Linked DNA regions of Homo sapiens: region 1 is linked to region 2. The links are chromatin loops, found by intact Hi-C in ENCODE. Cell type or tissue: CD4-positive, alpha-beta T cell. All regions are shown on one strand. Links, peaks and the distances in the headings refer to the core of each region. The heading gives the core; the rest is flanking DNA. Region 1 has its middle 7.9 kb from the start of GTSCR1. Region 2 has its middle 52 kb from the start of GTSCR1.

Region 1 (2,924 bases), core at 125-2,624, 60 kb before region 2:
CATATTATCTGCTTTTGCTGGCTACACATTTTCTATTCTATGCATCATAAAAGAAAGAGAGAACAGAGAGCTGACATGCAATATTGAACCATTCCTACTGCTTTACTTCCATAGGGACAATGAACACAGAGTAACTTCCCAATTACATACAAATTAAAATAACAAGACAATACCCAAAGCCCACCAGAGCACACCGTTTACCTCATAATCAAATCCTAAAAATGATTTTCTAGAAGTTAACTGTATCAAATGAATGAAGCATTAATTTTTAAAAATTAAACTTCTCTGGGATAGCGACAAAAACTGGGCATCTCTGAGGAGAGTTTTGCACAAGCTTCCTTCTCGGCCAGAGCACGCGAGGTCATGGATTCATTCCCTGGATTTCACTTTCCCCACCTGAGCTGTGCTTTTGTCCCTTTGAACCACTGTCAAGCCGGGTGCTCTTTGAGATCTTCACTGAAGGATGAGACATTTGGTGTTGTGATTTTGTTAGCTGGGGCTGGAGCTTATATATGGATGCTGTAGGGCTTTTTTCCCATCAGTTTCAGTTTCAGCATATTTGAAGCTCGAATATACTTGCCAATTTTGCTAAGTTCTTTTGAAAATTATCATTTTTGGAGGTTTGAAGCATTTGGTAATTTTCCCTGGTGTTCTGAAACCAGAGCAACTTTAGGTCGCAAATCGGGGCAAGCATATTTCTATTTGACAAGGTTGCAGCGTGTTTTCCATGAGCTAATTTCAATAATGTATAAGCAGTCTATTCCAGGTCCCCTGAGTCAAGCTTTGTGGTTCACCAAATTAAATATATATGTGTGTGTGTGTGCATGTCTCTGTGTGTGTGTGTGTATAATTTATACATATATGTATATGTGTGTATATATATATAAAAAACATTAGATCTTTACGAAAGAAAAAGAAGTAGTGCATAGAATGGATGAGCCTGAAGCATGGATCCTGGAATAGTTCTGCCACCTAGTTCCCTCACAGTCTAATCCACACTCTGTCCTCACGAGCCTGGGTGAACATTTCTTCTGGAGGAATCCGTGTTAATAGCTCCTCCTAGAACAGGGCTCAGCTGTGCGGATGTCGTCTTATCAACCACAAGCAAACATGGGGGTAGGGAGCTGTGCGTCAGTGAATCTTGCTCGTGGGAAAATTGTTCTATCAGTCACAGTAGTATGTAGCAGGGCTACATTTTTTTAAAATAGTGCCTGCCCTTCTTGACTGTCTAAAAAAGCAGAACGAAATTCTCACTGAACCAGTAAACCAGCCAAGGAAAAGTGTGTCAATCACATTGATGATTTATTTCTAAGACTCTTGCTGAGTACAAACATTCTAAGTACCATTGGTTAAACTATTATCTTACTTAGAGGGAATAGCTACATAAATCAGAATATTCTTCTCAAGGACTTGCCTTTTGATTTATAATACTTTGGGACAAAATATATTCATCATCTCCATTCTAAAATGAGTAAGTTATTGGTTTCATATTTTTCCCTGCCTAGAATATGGAAAGCATCTTCAGAAGAAATTCCCAAACACAGTGCAAAAAGAGCTTCACTTTAAAAATGTTCAGGTCCAGTGGGACGATATGGGACGATATTCATAATCTGAAGTTTTAAAATTCTGATAGACATTCAAATGGCATCATTGTGGAAAATAAGCAAATTCTATTTGTCATTCAGGATCCTCACATTGCAATTTGAACAATCTACTAATCAACAGTTTTTAATTAACTGCATTACTCACAATGGACTCTCACCCTGGATCACTAAACAGGGTTTTCAAAGCTAAAATTTGGTAACAAATGATCTAATACATTCCTGAAAGAACTTGTTTCCTTCGACTTTCCACCAGAAATCCCTATTACAAAGCTAGCATAGCTGGCATTTTACCAGCTCATGCTCCAATCAGCTTTTTTCTAAATTAATTCATTACATCAAAGAATTTTATTCAGCTGCAAAGCTATCATCAGCTTTATTGTAATCTTCAAGACTTGAGAAAAAATCAGACATTTTTCTACAGATTTTTTTAACCACATATGCTATACATACACTAGTAGTTGGGAAAAAACTGCTTTGCTATAAAATTCATCACAATAAGTAACATAAGAGTAATAATGTCATTCCTGGCATATCCTACATTTTGATATGCTAAATTATTAATTCAGTGGTGGACATTGTGATGATTGATTTTATGTGTCAACTTGGCTCAGCCTTGGTACCCAAACAGTTGGTCAAAAATTATCCAAGGCCAAGCATGGCAGCTCACACCTGGAATCCCTGCACTTTGGGAGGCTGAGGTGGGAGGATTGCTTGAGTACAGGATTCAAGACCGGCCTATGCAACATGGCAAGACCCAATCTCTACAAAAAAAAAAATTTAAAATTAGCTGGGCATAGTGGTCCATGCCTGTGATCCCAGCTACTCAAGAGGCTGAGGCAGGAGGATTGCCTGAACCCAGGAGTTTGAGACATTTAACCACTAGAAATAGAACCAATAGCGTGTGTGTGTGTGTGTGTGTGTGTGTGTGTGTGTTTGTGTGTGTGTGTGTGTGTATGTGTGTCTATGTGTGCATGTGTGTCTGTGTTTGTCGGTGTGCATGTGTATGTCTATATATAAATTTTGATCTTTTTCAAGAAATTGGCTTGCAATTTTGGAGGCTGGCAAGTCTGAAATATGCAGAGTAGGCTGGCAGCTGGAAGCCCAGGAAGAGTTGATAGCACAGTTCGAGCCTGAAGGCCATCTGCTGTCAGAATTCCCTCTTTTCTTTGAGGGAGGTTAGTCTTTGTTCTATTCAGGCCTTTAACTGATTATATGAGGCCTATCTACTTATAAAGAGTAATCTGCTTTACTCAAAGTCTACTGGTTAACTGTTAGCTTCATCTAAAACATACCTTACAAAAATATCTAGGATTTTTTTTT
Region 2 (2,924 bases), core at 90-2,589:
ATTAAATTATTTTATTGAAGAACTTTTTTCTTATCTGTCTCTAAATTGCATTCTACTAATTTTGTTTTCCATATGATTGTCCATCATTTTTCAGATAAAAAGCTGTATAAATGACAAACATTTTTGAAAAGTTATAATTAAGTTACTTTTGTCCCCATATTGTAACAGTTATAGCATTATTGTCAATATTCTGATATAAAGACTTATTTTCAAAAAGACGTTAGAAAGCTACCTGTCATTTTTTCACTGTGCCTACATACAGGGTAGACTATAACCTATTCAGCCAAAAACACTTTCTAAGCAGAAAATCTGATCATACTTTGTGACAAAAGAACTGGGTGTATGAAAAACTTATGACATTTTTCACAATTGCAGGATCTTCAGCTGCAGATATTTTCTCAAAATGTCAGTAATAATAAAAATCTGCATTTGTCAAGCAGTTACTACTTTTCAAGGGACAATGCATGCTTATGAAATTTCAAAAGTTCTATTAAATTAGCATCTCCAAAAATCTTGAAATTCCCATTTCTGTGCTCATATATTTGAAACTAATATACCTAAATTCTTCTTGTTATAGTGTGTATTAGTCCATTTTCATGCTGCTGATAAAGACATAACCAAGATTGGGAAAAAAAAGAGGTTTAATTAGACTTACAGTTCCACATGGCTGAGGAGACTTCAGAATCATGGCAGGAGGCAAAAGGTGCTTCTTACATGGCACTGGCAAGAGAAAATGAGGATGATGCAGAAGTGGAAACCCCTGATAAAACCATCAGATCTCATGAGACTTATTCACTACCATGAGAACAGTAAGGAGGAAACCACCCCCGTGATTCAAATAATCTCCCACCGGGTTCCTCCTACAACATGAGGCAACTATGGGAGTACAATTCAAGATGAGATTTCGGTGGGGACACAGAGCTAAGCCATATCCTTCCTTCCACCCCTGTCCCCTCCAAATCTCATGTCTCATATTTCAAAAGCAATCAAGTCTTCCTCACAGTCCTCCAAAGCCTTAATTCATTTCAGTATTAAACCAAAAGTCCACAGTCCAGAGCCTCATCTGAGACAAGGCAAGTTCCTTCTGCCTATAAGCCTGTAAAATCAAAAGCAGGCTAGTTACTTCCTAGGTACTATAGGGGTACAGGTATTGGGTAAATACAGCCACTCCAAATGTGAGAAATTGGGCAAAACAAAGGGGTTACAGGGCCCATGCAAGTCCAAAATCTAGCAGGGCAGTCAAATTTTAAAGCTCCAAAATGATCTCCTTTGACTCCATGTCTCACATCCAGGTGACACTGACTCAAGAGGTAGGTTCCCATAGTCTTGGGCAGCTCTGCCACTGTGGCTTTGCAGGATACAGCGCCCCCTGCTGGCTGCTTTCATGGGCTGGTGTTGAGTGTCTGTGGCTTTTCCAGGCACACGGTGCAAGCTGTCAGTGGATCTACCATTCTGGGCTCTGGAGGACGATGGCCTCTTCTTACAGCTCCACTAGGCAGCACCCCACTAGGGACTCTGGGTGGGGGCTCTGACCACACATTTCCCTTCCACACTGCCCTAGCAGAGGTTCTCCATGAGGGCCCTGCCTCTGCAGCAAACTTTTGCCTGGGCATCCAAACATTTCCATTCATCTTCTGAAATCTGGGTGGAGGTTCCCAAACCTCAGTTCTTGACTTCTGCACACCTGCAGGCTCAACATCATGTGGAAACTGCCAAGGTTTGGGGCTTGCAACCTCTAAAACCATGGGCTGACCTGTACCTTGGCCCCTTTTAGCAACAGCTGGAGCAGCTGGGACTAAGTGCACCAAGTCCCTAGGCTAAACACAGCATGGGGAACCTGGGCCTGGCCTATGAAACCATTTTTTTTCTCCCAGGCTTCTGGGTCTGTGATGGGAGGGGCTGCCATGAAGACCTATGACATGCCCTGGAGACATTTTTCCCATTAATATTTGGAAAATAAATATTTTCCAAATTAATCCAAAGGGATTATTTGGCTCCTTGTTACTTATGCAAATTTCTGCAGCCAGTTTGAATTTCTCCTCAAAAAAAATGGGTTTTTCTTTTCTACTACATCGTCAGGCTGCAAATTTTCCAAACTTTTATGTTCTGTTTCCCTTTTAAAACAGAATGCTGTAACAGCACCCAAGTCACCTCTTGAATGCTTTGCTGCTTAGAAATTTCCTCCACCTGGCTGAGCGGTGGCTCACACCTGTAATCCCAGCACTTTGGGAGGCTGAGTTGTGTGGATCACCTGAGGTTAGGAGTTTGAGACCAGCCTGACCAACATGGTGAAACCCCGTCTCTACTAAAAATACAAAAATTAGCGGGCATGGTAGCAGGTGCCTGTAGTCCCAGCTACTTGAGAGGCTGAGGCAGGAGAATCACTTGAACCCAGGAGGTGGAGGTTGCAGTGAGCCAAGATTGCGCCACTGCACTCCAGCCTGTCGACCAAGCAAGACTTCGTCTCAAAAAAGAAAAAGAAAAAGAAATTTCTTCTGCCAGATTCCCTAAATCATTTCTCTCAAGTTCAAAGTTCCACAAATCTCTAAGGCAGAGACAAAATGCCACCAGTCTCTTTGCTAAAACATAAAGGAGTCACCTTTGCTCCAGTTCCCAACAAGTTTCTCATCTCCATCTGAGACCATCTCAGCCTAGACCTTATTGTTCATATCACTATCAGCATTTTTGTCAAAGCCATTCAACAAATCTGTAGGAGTTTCCAAACTTTCCCACATTTTTCCTATCTTCTTCTGAGCCCTTTAAACTGTTCCAACCTCTGCCTGCTACCCAGTTCCAAAGTTGCTTCCACATTTTTGGATATTTTTTCAGCAATGCCCCACTCTACTGGTACCAATTTACTGTAGTAGTCCGTGTTCATGCTGCTGATAAAGACATACCCAAGACCGGGAAGAAAAAGAGGTTTA

What was found. Peaks named below come from ENCODE experiments on the same cell type or tissue, not always from the same donor. Only the 100,000 strongest peaks of a DNase experiment are listed, where the experiment ranks them.
Region 1: a loop joins it to region 2, with 6 times the contacts of the local background. A loop is called at or near these places in 4 of 110 quality-filtered maps.

What each region holds. Positions count from the first base shown.
Region 1 is chr18:70,657,388-70,660,311 of GRCh38, reverse strand. No RefSeq gene overlaps it. Among named protein-coding and RNA genes, the nearest start is that of GTSCR1, 7.9 kb to the right of the region's middle. In CD4-positive, alpha-beta T cell, for the core only: no CTCF peak of the experiment used is centred there; a DNase peak (open chromatin) is centred at 1,111; H3K27ac peaks cover 635 bases.
Region 2 is chr18:70,597,466-70,600,389 of GRCh38, reverse strand. No RefSeq gene overlaps it. Among named protein-coding and RNA genes, the nearest start is that of GTSCR1, 52 kb to the left of the region's middle. RefSeq lists an enhancer at 1,404-1,483. In CD4-positive, alpha-beta T cell, for the core only: a CTCF peak has its summit at 1,356 (motif pointing left); a DNase peak (open chromatin) is centred at 1,349.